Regions from separate parts of the Homo sapiens genome. Here region 2 is linked to region 1. Evidence: chromatin loops called from intact Hi-C (ENCODE). Cell type or tissue: mammary epithelial cell. All regions are shown on one strand. Links, peaks and the distances in the headings refer to the core of each region. The heading gives the core; the rest is flanking DNA.

Region 1 (5,382 bases), core at 213-5,212:
CTTGGGAAAGAGAGAAATTTGAGAAAAAGACAAAGTTTTTTTCTCAATCTGGACAATCTATGACTGACCAGATTATGACAGAGAATTTTCTGGAACAACTCCCAGAGCCTCCTATTTTGTGACCCAGGCACAAAAATTGTTGACTCCCATTAATTCCTACCATTCCTTCTCTAGCTTCCACTTCTCAAAGCTAAAAATTGAAAATAGAGCAAGGAAACAAATGTCAAATGTCCAGAAGTTAAATGCCTGGAGAGAAAAGCTGATCGTACAATAAGACTTGCTAAGATTTATAATGACAGAATGTGAGAGCTGGAAGAAAAGTTGAAGGCCATCCACACATCCAATTGTCTCCTTTTGTAGAAAAGGATGCTAAGACTTAGATTGTGGAAGCCAACTAATCTCAAGTCATACAACCATACGGGTGGAAATGAAATTGTAGCCCTACATCTAGAATTCAAACCCAGAGCATTCCCCCCATACTTTCATGGTGTTGATAGTAAAGAGGTTACTTGTGGCTTCCTGTTCTGAGACTCTGGCTCCTAGTCCTGCCCCAAAATAAAGAGGATATGAATTTTCCATTTTAAGCTTATAATTTTAGACTGTCCACTTTTTCTGTAAATATGGACTCTTCTTCCTCCTTTTCTTATCACCACCTCTGTCCTAGGTAATTTCACTTGGAATGATTTACTGTCACAAAGATAGAACCTGTTAAACCCTCTTGAACTGAAATTCCTCTTTCTTCTTCCAGTCAAGGAGAAAAGTGGCTCTCATTGAACTGAAAATAGGGGGCCAGATGCAGTGGCTCACGCCTGTAATCCCAGCACTTTGGGAGGCCGAGGCAGGCAGATCACTTGAGGTCGGGAGTTTGAGACCAGCCTGGCCAATGTGGCGAAACCCCATCTTTATTAAAAATACAAAAAATGAGCTAGGTGTGGAGGTGCGCCCCTGTAATTCTCAGCTACTCAGGAGACTGAGGCAGGAGAATCACTTGAACCTGGGACGTGGAGGTTGCAGTGAGCCCAAATAGCACCACTGAACTCCAGCCTGGGTGACAGAGTAAGACTCCATCTCAAAAAAAAAAAAAGAAAGAAAATAGGACAGGGCCAGGCGCAGTGGCTCACACCTGTAATCCCAGCACTTCGGGAGGTCGAGGCGGGCAGATCACCTGAGGTCGGGAGTTCAAGACCAAACTGACCAACATGGAGAAACCCCGTCTCTACTAAAAATACAAAATTAGCCAGGGTGGTGGCGCATGCCTATAATCCCAGCTACTCAGGAGGCTGAGGCAGGAGAATTGCTTGAACCCTGGAGGCCCAGGTTGAGGTTAGCCGAGATCACGCCATTGCCCTCCAGCCTGGGCAACAAGAGCAAAACTCCGTCTCAAAAAGAAAAAAAAAAAAGGACAGAAAAGTGACTCCGTACACTTTAAGAAGGTGCAGTGGTCCAAGGACAGCAGGGGGGCAAACTAGTATATTCTCCATAAGACTATCACCAGCCACTCCACAAGTTTTTTTCCTGTCTCACTTGTTTTATTTTCTTTCTGTCTCAATTGGAAATACACAGACAGAAAGCTTTCTTTCTGTCTCACTTGGAAATATATAGAGGTACAGGAAAAGGTAAGACATGTTTTTCTTCCATGTGTTTCCTCAGCTTTCATTTAGAAAACTTTTATTTATTTTGCATAAACATTACATTCACTTTATTCCAAATTCAACATGTACAAAAGCTTACACTAAGAAAAGTATTCCTCTTTTCCTTTCCCCACCCTCCTACTTTCCTCCTTAGAAGCAACCACCATGATCCATTTCTTCAGCAATATTTTCTGCAGAAACAATAGCTTTCATTTTGAAAGTCATTTATGCCATCCCATGCCCACAGAGAATTCAGCCCACTTATTTTTAGAATATATCTCTGGAGAATCATTCCTTTTTATAACATTTTACTGAAAATCTCTGCCCACCTGTTGATTAGAGTATTGCAAACAGACAACAGTTGTTCATGCTCACTTACCCCAAGAGTTATCATCCCTGCTCCAGCAGTGCACCTGGGAATCGCCTGAAAGGAAAGTTCTAGGATACACACACACTTATCCAATGGCCCCAGTTCTCCCCTTCTATACTCTCTCCTAGGCTCTCATCCTATTTTCAACCCCCTCAACTACTGAACTGCATTTAGCATTGTTTATCCCCAGGCTGTTTGGGTTTGACATTTGGCAAGGTTTTTCCAGCAAAGACCTTGACAACTCTCATCAATAGTTCCGATTTTTCACTCTCGATGTTGCCTTAGTTTACCCCCAATAACGTCCCCCATTGCTTCATTTCCCCTGCAAACATCTTACTTTAGTACCTCATCTCTCTCCTGAATCATTATAACAATCTAATTTGTCATCGCCATCACTGTCCTCTCCTCTTTTCAGCCAGCCATCTGATTTCTAACTCAGAAATCTTTTACTATTCCTAGTTCAAAATAGTTTGGTGGGAAAAATGGAAGCTCTTTACCTGGGCATCTGTAGATATTTATAACTCTTCCATTGCCTGCCTCTCTACCCTCTTCTCATACTATTCTTTTTTTTTTTTTTTTTTTTTTTGAGATGGAGCTGTGCTCTTGTTGCCCCAGGCTGGAGTGCAATGGCACAACCTCAGCTCACTGCAACCTCCTCCTGCTGGGTTCAAGCGATTCTCCTGCCTCAGCCTCCCAAGTAGCTGGGATTACAGGCACCGGCCACCGCGCCCAGCTAATTTTTTGTATGTTTAGTAAAGATGGGGTTTCACCATGTTGGCCATGCTGGTCTTGAACTCCTGACCTCAGGTGATCTGCCCATCTTGGACTCCCAAAGTGCTGGGATTACAGGCATGAGCCATTGCACCCTGGCCTTTTTTTTTTTTTTTTTAAGACAGAGTCTCGCCCTGCCACCCAGGCTGGAGTGCAGTGGCGCGATCTCGGCTCACTGCAACCTCTGCCTTTTGGGTTCGGGCAGTTCTCCTGCCTCAGCTTCCCGAGTAGCTGGGACTACAGGCGTGTGCCACCACACCAGCTAATTTTTGTATTTTTAGTAGAGATAGGGTTTCACTATGTTGGCCAGGCTGGTCTCAAACTCCTGACCTCAGGTGATCTGCCCACCTAGGCCTCTCAAAGTGCTGGGATTACAGGTGTGAGCCACCACACCTGGCCTCATACTAGTCTTATGTCAGAATTTTTTATTTTAGTGATATTGAGCTGCCTGAATTCCCTGAGTGTGCCGTGCTGTTTAACTCCTCATGTTTTTGTACCTGCTGACTGCCTGGAATATTCTTTCACTCTTTGTTTAACTGAAAAATTCCTATTTATCCTTTAAAACAGAACTCAGACCTTATTTCCTCTATCATACCTTATGTTTGTACCTTTTACAACCTCTACTAAAACTGAGTTGAAATTACCGGTTTATATGTCTCTCTTCCCTATTAGAGCTGACACTTGGGGATATGAAGATGAAGGCAGGAACATGTTTTCCATATTCATCTTCTTACTCTCAGTTCTAACAGAGTCTGTATTTATTTCCATGGAAAGATATTCATGATACATCGATGTAAGTGAAGAAAACAGGTTATAAAACAGTATAATATATGTATGGTTTGAGCTCATCTTTGCCACAAATATATGTCAATGTCACACATCACAATTTGTAAATATAAAAGTATTTGCCTTATTTATTTAATGTGTTTCTCCCTCACTAGGCTGAATGCTCTTTGAGGGCAGGGATCAGGTGTTCACTGCTGTTTATGCAGTGCCTGGCACAATGGCTGGCAATTAATAAGCATTTATACATTTGTTAGAAGGGAGAATGTGCATCGAAAAATAACTGGAAGCATGAATACCCAAACCTTAAAGATGGTTGCCTCAGATAATAGAATTATGGTTACTGTGTATTTTTTCTTTATATTTTTCTGTATTTATTGAAGTTTTAGAAATGATAATATATTACTTTCATAATCATAAGAAAAATTAAAACTGCTTTAGGAGGGATGGAAAGAAGGAATTCAGAGGCCCATTAGGCTCTAGTTACTACTTCCTCAGTCACAGTAGATGATATATGGATTTGCCTCAGACACAGGACCTGTGGGGAGCTAGGAGTGCCAGAGATTAAAATAGAACCAGAGGAAGAATTATGAGGAGAGAGGTGCTAGTAGGACACCTGATTAGTGGGTCCCTTCAGCAAGAATCTTCAAAGGCCTCCCATCACTTACAGAACAAAATCCAATCTTTTTTTTTTTTTTTTTGATAGAGTCTTGCTCTGTCGCCTAGGCTGGAGTGCAGTGGCACAATCTCAGCTCACTGCAAGCTCTGCCTCCCAGGTTCATGCCGTTCTCCTGCCTCAGCCTCCTGAGTAGCTGGGACTACAGGCGCCTGCCACCACACCCGGCTAATTTTTTGTATTTTTTTGTAGAGACAGGGTTTCACCGTGTTAGCCAGGATGGTCTCAATCTCCTGACCTCGTGATCCGCCCGCCTCGGCCTCCCAAAGTGCTGGGATTACAGGCGTGAGCCACTGCGCCCGGCCTAACAAAATCCAATCTTATCAGCAGAACCACAGAGGTAGCCATTAACAAGCTTAGGTGCCTCCCCTTTCTCCTCTCCCTCCACCACCCTCCTATTTGAGCCTCTAGAAATACTGAACTACTTGTGCTTTCCAGAATACTCCCATTCTCGGGTCTCTTCATTTTCCTTCAAACTCATTCTCTCTTTGACTCCATGTATCCAGGTCACACTGATGCAAGAGGTGGGTTCCCATGGTCTTGGGCAGCTTTGCCCCTGTGGCTTTGCAGAGTATAGCCCACCTCCTAGCTGCCTTCATGGACTGGCATTGAGTGTCTGTGAATTTTCCAGGTGCACGGTACAAGCTGTAGGTGGATCTACCATTCTGGGGTCTGGAAGATGGTGGCCCTCTTCTCACAGCTCAACTAGGCAGTGGCCCAGTAGGGACTCTGTGTGGGGCCTCCAATCCCACATTTCCCGTCTCCACTGCACTAGCAGTTCTCTATGAGAGCCCTGCCTCTGCAGCAAACTTCTGCCTGGACATCCAGGTGTTTCCATATATCCTCTGAAATCTAGACAGAGGTTCCCAAACTTCAATTCTTGAAGTTTGTGCAGATGCAGTTCTGTGCATCTGCAGGCTCAAAACCACGTGGAAGCTGCCAAGGCTTGGGGCTATGCAGCAGACTTCTGCCTGGACATCCAGGTGTTTCCATACATCCTCTGAAATCTAGGCGGAGGTTCCCAAACTTCAATTCTTGACTTCTGTGCATCTGCAGGCTGAAAACTACGTGGATGCTGCCAATGCTTGGGGCTTGCACCCACTGAAGCCATGGCCTGAGCTGTACCTTGGCCCCTTTTAGTCATGGCTGGA
Region 2 (5,382 bases), core at 261-5,260, 730 kb after region 1:
CTCTGATGACTACATACAGCAGTCATGAATAGCTACTTTCTATTGCTAATGAATTATGATGTAATTTAGTGCTTACTTGTGTGGCAAGATTATATCTTGAAGAATTTATGGAGATTCAAATTTTTGTCTGATGACATTTTCCTCCTGCTGGAGGAATTTCCCCTAACATTTCTTGTACTGGAGATCTGCTGGCAATTAATTTTTTCATCTTTGTTTTCTGATAAAGTCTTTATCTTTCATTTTTGAATAGTATTTTCACTGAGTATAGAATTCTATGATAGGTTTTATTCTTTGGTACTTTCAAGATATCACTCTATTGTCTTGTGACTTACAGAGTTTCAGACTGCTGTAATTCTTATATTTGTTCTTTATTCCTGATTGTTTTCAAGATTTTCCCTTTATCTAATTTTCAGCAGTTAGATGAGGTGTGTGTGTGTGTGTGTGTGTGTGTGTGTGTGTGTGTTCTCTGGGATTCTCTGAGCTTTCAGATCTATGGTTTGATATCTTTTATATCTTTGGAAAAATTTGGGGTCATTATCTTTTCAAATTTTTTATCTGTTCTGTTATCTCTCTTCTCTCTCTTTGACTCCAGTTTGTGTTGAGTCATTTGATATTGCTCAACAGTTTTTACATGAACATTTTTTATTTGCTTTTTTCTTTCTGTGTTTCAATTTTGATAATTTTAAACCTACATTCAATTGACTGAGATTTCCACCTCAGCTTTGATAACTAACTCTAAGTAATTCTTCATTTATGATATTGTGCTTCTTTACTTCCAGAATTTCCATATGACCCCCCTTTTTATTTTTACCATTTCATCTCTGTTGATGTTTCCTCATCTTCTCACACATGTTGTTGACTTTTTCAACTAGATCCTTTAAAAACTTTTTTATTTAGGGGGAGGAGATAGAGCAAGATGACCAAAGAGAAGCCTCCAGTGATTGCCCCCACCATCCCCCACCAGGAACACCAAATTGAGCAGCTATCCACACAAAAGAAACATGTTCATAAGAAAAACAAAAAAACCAGGTGAGTGAACACAGTACCTCACTGTGTTTTAACATCATATTAACGGAAGAGGGGCTGGTCGTGGTGGCTCATGCCTATAATCCCAGCACTTTGGGAGGCTGAGGCGGGCAGATCACTGGAGGTCAAGAGTTCGAGACCAGCCTAGCCAACAGGGTAAAACCCCATCTCTACTAAAAATACAAAAATTAGCTGGGGGCTGTGGTGGTGGGTACCTGTAATCCCAGCTACTTGAGAGGCTGAGGCAGGAGAATTGCTTGAACCTGGGAGACAGAGGTTTCAGTAAGCCAAGATCGTTCCGCTGGACTTCAGCATGGGTAACAGAGCGAGACTCCATCTCCCCAAAAAAAAAGAAAAAAAAAGGAAAGAGGTATTGAAGAGGGTAGGAAAGACACTCTTGAAACTCTTGAATTGCCTACACAACCCTTCCCAAATACCCTGGCAGAAGCCTTATGGCATGGAGAAAGAGTCTATGTGCTTGGGAGGAGAGCACAGTGATTGTAGGACTTTGCATTGGAACTCAGGACTGTCCTTTCACAATGGAAAGCAACATTTGACAGAATTCAGCTGCTGCCCATGAAGAGAGTGTTAAGACCAGCCATAGCCAGAGGTGAATCTCCCATCTCAATGGTCAGAGTCTGAGTTCTGGAAGCCCGTCACCATGGGCTAAAGTGATGTAGAGTCCTAAATAAACTTGAAAGGTCATCTAGACCACAGGGACTGCAATTCCTGGACAAGTCCTGGTACTGTCCTGGGCTTAGAGCCAGTGGACTTTGGGTACACATGACCTGGTGAGACACCAGCTGGAGCAGCCAAGGGAGTACTTGCTTCATCCCTCCCTCAACCCCAGGCAGTACAGTAGAGAGATTGTTTGAGGAGAGAAGAGGGGAGAGTAAAGAAGACTTCATCTTACCAGCTCAGCCACAGTGAAATAAGACACAGGCAGGGACCTGAGGTCCCCATTCTAGGCCCTAGCTCCCAGATGACACTTCTAGACATGCTCTGGGCCAGAAGAGAATTGATACCTTGAAGGGAAAAATCTCATCTTGGCAGGATTCATCACCTGAGACTAAAGAGCCCTAGGTCCCTGAATAAACAGCAGTGGTAGCCAGACGGTATTTGCTGTGGGCCTTGGGTGAGACTCAGAAATATGTTGGCTTCAGGTGTAACCCAACACATTCCCCTGTGGTGGCTACAGAGAGAGACTCATTCTGTTTGAGGGAAAAAATGTGATGAGTAAAGGGAGCTTTGTCTTGTAGCTTGAGTACCAGCTCAGCCACAGTGGGGATAGAGCGCCAAGCAGGCTCCTGGGGTCCCTGACTCCAGGCATTGGCTCCTGAACAACATTCTTGGACCTGCCCTGGGCCACAGGGGAGCCCACTGCCCAGAAGAGAGACTCAGGCCTGGCAGCATTCACCACAAGCTGACTGAGGAGCCCTTGGACCTTGAGAGAACACTGGAAGTAGCCAGGCAGTACTTTCCATGAGCCTGAGACAGTGGTGGCCATGGGGAGAGACTCTTCTGCTTAAGAAAAGGGGAAGGAAGAAGGGGAAGGACTTTGTCTTGCAGCTTGGGTGCCAGCTCAACCATGGTAGAATAGAGTACCAAGTAGATTTCTAAGGTTCCTGACTTTAGGTCCTGGTTCCTGAACAGCATCTTGACCCACTGAGGGCTAGGGGGATCTTGTAGCCCTGAAAGGAAAGATACAAGCAAGGCTGGATTCACCATCTGCTGATTGTAGAGCCCTTCAGCCTTCAGTAAACATAAGCAATAGCCAGGCAGTTGTCACCATAGGCCTTGGGTGACACCCAGTGCTGTGCTGGCTTTGGGACCAACCCAGTTCAGTCTCTGTGGTGGTGGCCACTGGGGTGCTTGTGTCACCTTTCACTCAGCTACAGGCAACTCAGCTGAGTGAGACAAACTCCATTTGTTTGGGGAAAAGTAAAGAAATAGAACAAGTGTATCTGCCTGGTAATCTAGGGGATCTCCTAAATCTTACCAAGACCACCAAGGCAGTATCTGTATGAGTCTGCAAGAGTCACAACGTTACTGGGCTTGGGGTGCCCCCAATGCAGATATAGCTGCAGTTACCAAAGACTTAGATCACAATACCCAAGTGCCTTGGAATACTTGGAAAGCCTTCCCAAGAAGGACAGGTACAAACAAATCCAGGCCATGAAGACTACAATAAATACCTAACTCTTCAATGCCTAGTCACTGACAAACTCCACAAGCATCTGAAACATCCAGAAAAATGACCACATCAAATGAACTTAATAAGGCACTAGTGACCGACCCTGGAGAGATGGAGATATGTGACCTTTCAGACAGAAAAGACAAAATAACTGTTTTGAGAAACCTTAATGGAATTCAAGATAACACAGGGAAGGAATTCAGAATCCTATCAGATAAATTTTAACAAAGAGATTGAAATGATTAAAAAGAAGCAGAAATTTTGAATCTGAAAAATGCAATTGACATACTGAAGAATACATCAGAGTCTCTTAACAGCAGACTTGATCAAGCAGAATAAAGAATTAGTTAGCTTGAAGGCAGGCAATTTGAAAATACACAGAGGAAACAAGAAAAAAAACAAAAAAGAGGCCGGGCGCGGTGGCTCACGCCTGTAATTCCAGCACTTTGGGAAGCAGAGGCGGGTGGATCATGAGGTCAGGAGATCGAGACCATCCTGGCTAACACAGTGAAACCCCGCCTCTACTAAAAATACAAAAAATTAGCCGGGCGTGGTGGCGGGCGCCTGTAGTCCCAGCTACTTGGGAGGCTGAGGCAGGAGAATGGCGTGAACCTGGGAGGCGGAGCTTGCAGTGAGCTGAGATCGCGCCACTGCACTCCAGCCTGGGCGACAGAGCGAGACTCCATCTAAAAAAGAAAAAAACAAAAAAGAATAAAACTTGCCTATAAGATATAGAAAATAGCCTCAAAAGGGCAAATCTAAGAGTCATTGGTCTCAAAGAGGAGATAGAGAGATTGTACTGGAATGTTTATTCAAGGGAGAAATAACAGAAAAATTTCCGTATTTGGGGAAATATATTAATAAAGTATAAGTAGATATTAATAAAGTATATATATAAATAAAGATATTAATAAAGTATAAGAAGGTTATAGAACACCAAGCAGATTTAACTCAGAGAAGACTACCTCAAGGCATGTAATAATCAGACTTCAAAGGTCAAGGATAAAGAAAGGATCCTAAAAGCAGCAAGAGAAAAGAAGCATACAAGAAAAGTAACATACAAGAAAGCTCCAATACATCTGGTAGCAGACTTTTCAGTGGAAACTTTATAGGCCAGGAGAAAGTGGCATGACATATTTAAAGTGCTGAAGGTAAAAAAAATTTTTATCCTAGAATAGTATATCCAGTGAAAATATCCTTCAAGCATAAAAAAGAAAGACTTCAAGACAAACTAATGCTGAGAGACTTCATCAACCCAAGACCTGTCCTCCAAGAAATGCTAAAAGGAGTTCTTCAATCTGAAAGAAAAGAACATTAATGAGATTAAAAAATGATTAAGAAATCATCTGACGGTACAAAACTCACTGATAATAGTAGGTACAGAGAAAAACACAGAATATTACAACACTATAATTGTGGTGTGAAAACTCATATCTTGCATAAAAATACTGAAAGATGAACCTATCAAAGATAGTAACTACAAGAAGATTTCAAAACATAGCACAATAAGATATAAATAGAAAAAACAAAAAGGTAAAAAGTGGGGGATATAGTTAAAGTGGAGAGTTTTTATTAATTTTCTCTTTGCTTGTTTGTTTATGCAATCTGTGTTGTTAGCAGTTTAAACTAATGGCTTATGACATATTATTTACAAGCCTCATGGTAACTTCAAATAAAAAAACTTACAACAGATACATAAAAATAAAAAGTAAGAGATAAAATATACAGTTAGAGAAAATCACCTTCACTAAAAGGAAGACAAGAAGGAAGGAAGAAGAGAAGATCACAAAACAACCAGAAAACAACAAAATGGAAGAAGTAAATCCTTACCTATTAATAATAACATTGAATATAAATGGACTAAACTCTCCAATGAAAAGACATACAGTGGCTGAATGGATAAAAAAGCAAGACCCAATGATCTATTGCTTACAAGAAACACACTTCACTTATAAAGACACAATACATAGAAAATAAAGGGATAGAAAAAGATACTCCATGCCAATGGAAACCAAAAAGAGGAGGAGTAACTATACTTATATTGGACAAAATAGATTTCAGGACAAAAACTGGAAGAGACAAAGAAGGTCACTATATAAAGATAAAGGGATCAATTCAGAAAGAGGATATAACAATTTTAAGTATATATGCACCCACCACTG

Evidence for each region. Peaks named below come from ENCODE experiments on the same cell type or tissue, not always from the same donor. Only the 100,000 strongest peaks of a DNase experiment are listed, where the experiment ranks them.
Region 2: it touches region 1 in a loop (16-fold over the local background); 3 of 110 quality-filtered maps call a loop at or near these places.

The regions. Positions count from the first base shown.
Region 1 is chr15:50,894,251-50,899,632 of GRCh38, reverse strand. No RefSeq gene overlaps it. Among named protein-coding and RNA genes, the nearest start is that of AP4E1, 12 kb to the left of the region's middle. In mammary epithelial cell, for the core only: no CTCF peak of the experiment used is centred there; no DNase peak of the experiment used is centred there.
Region 2 is chr15:50,161,052-50,166,433 of GRCh38, reverse strand. It overlaps a transcript of ATP8B4 not described here. Among named protein-coding and RNA genes, the nearest start is that of SLC27A2, 18 kb to the left of the region's middle. In mammary epithelial cell, for the core only: no CTCF peak of the experiment used is centred there; DNase peaks (open chromatin) are centred at 2,213 and 3,243; H3K27ac peaks cover 178 bases.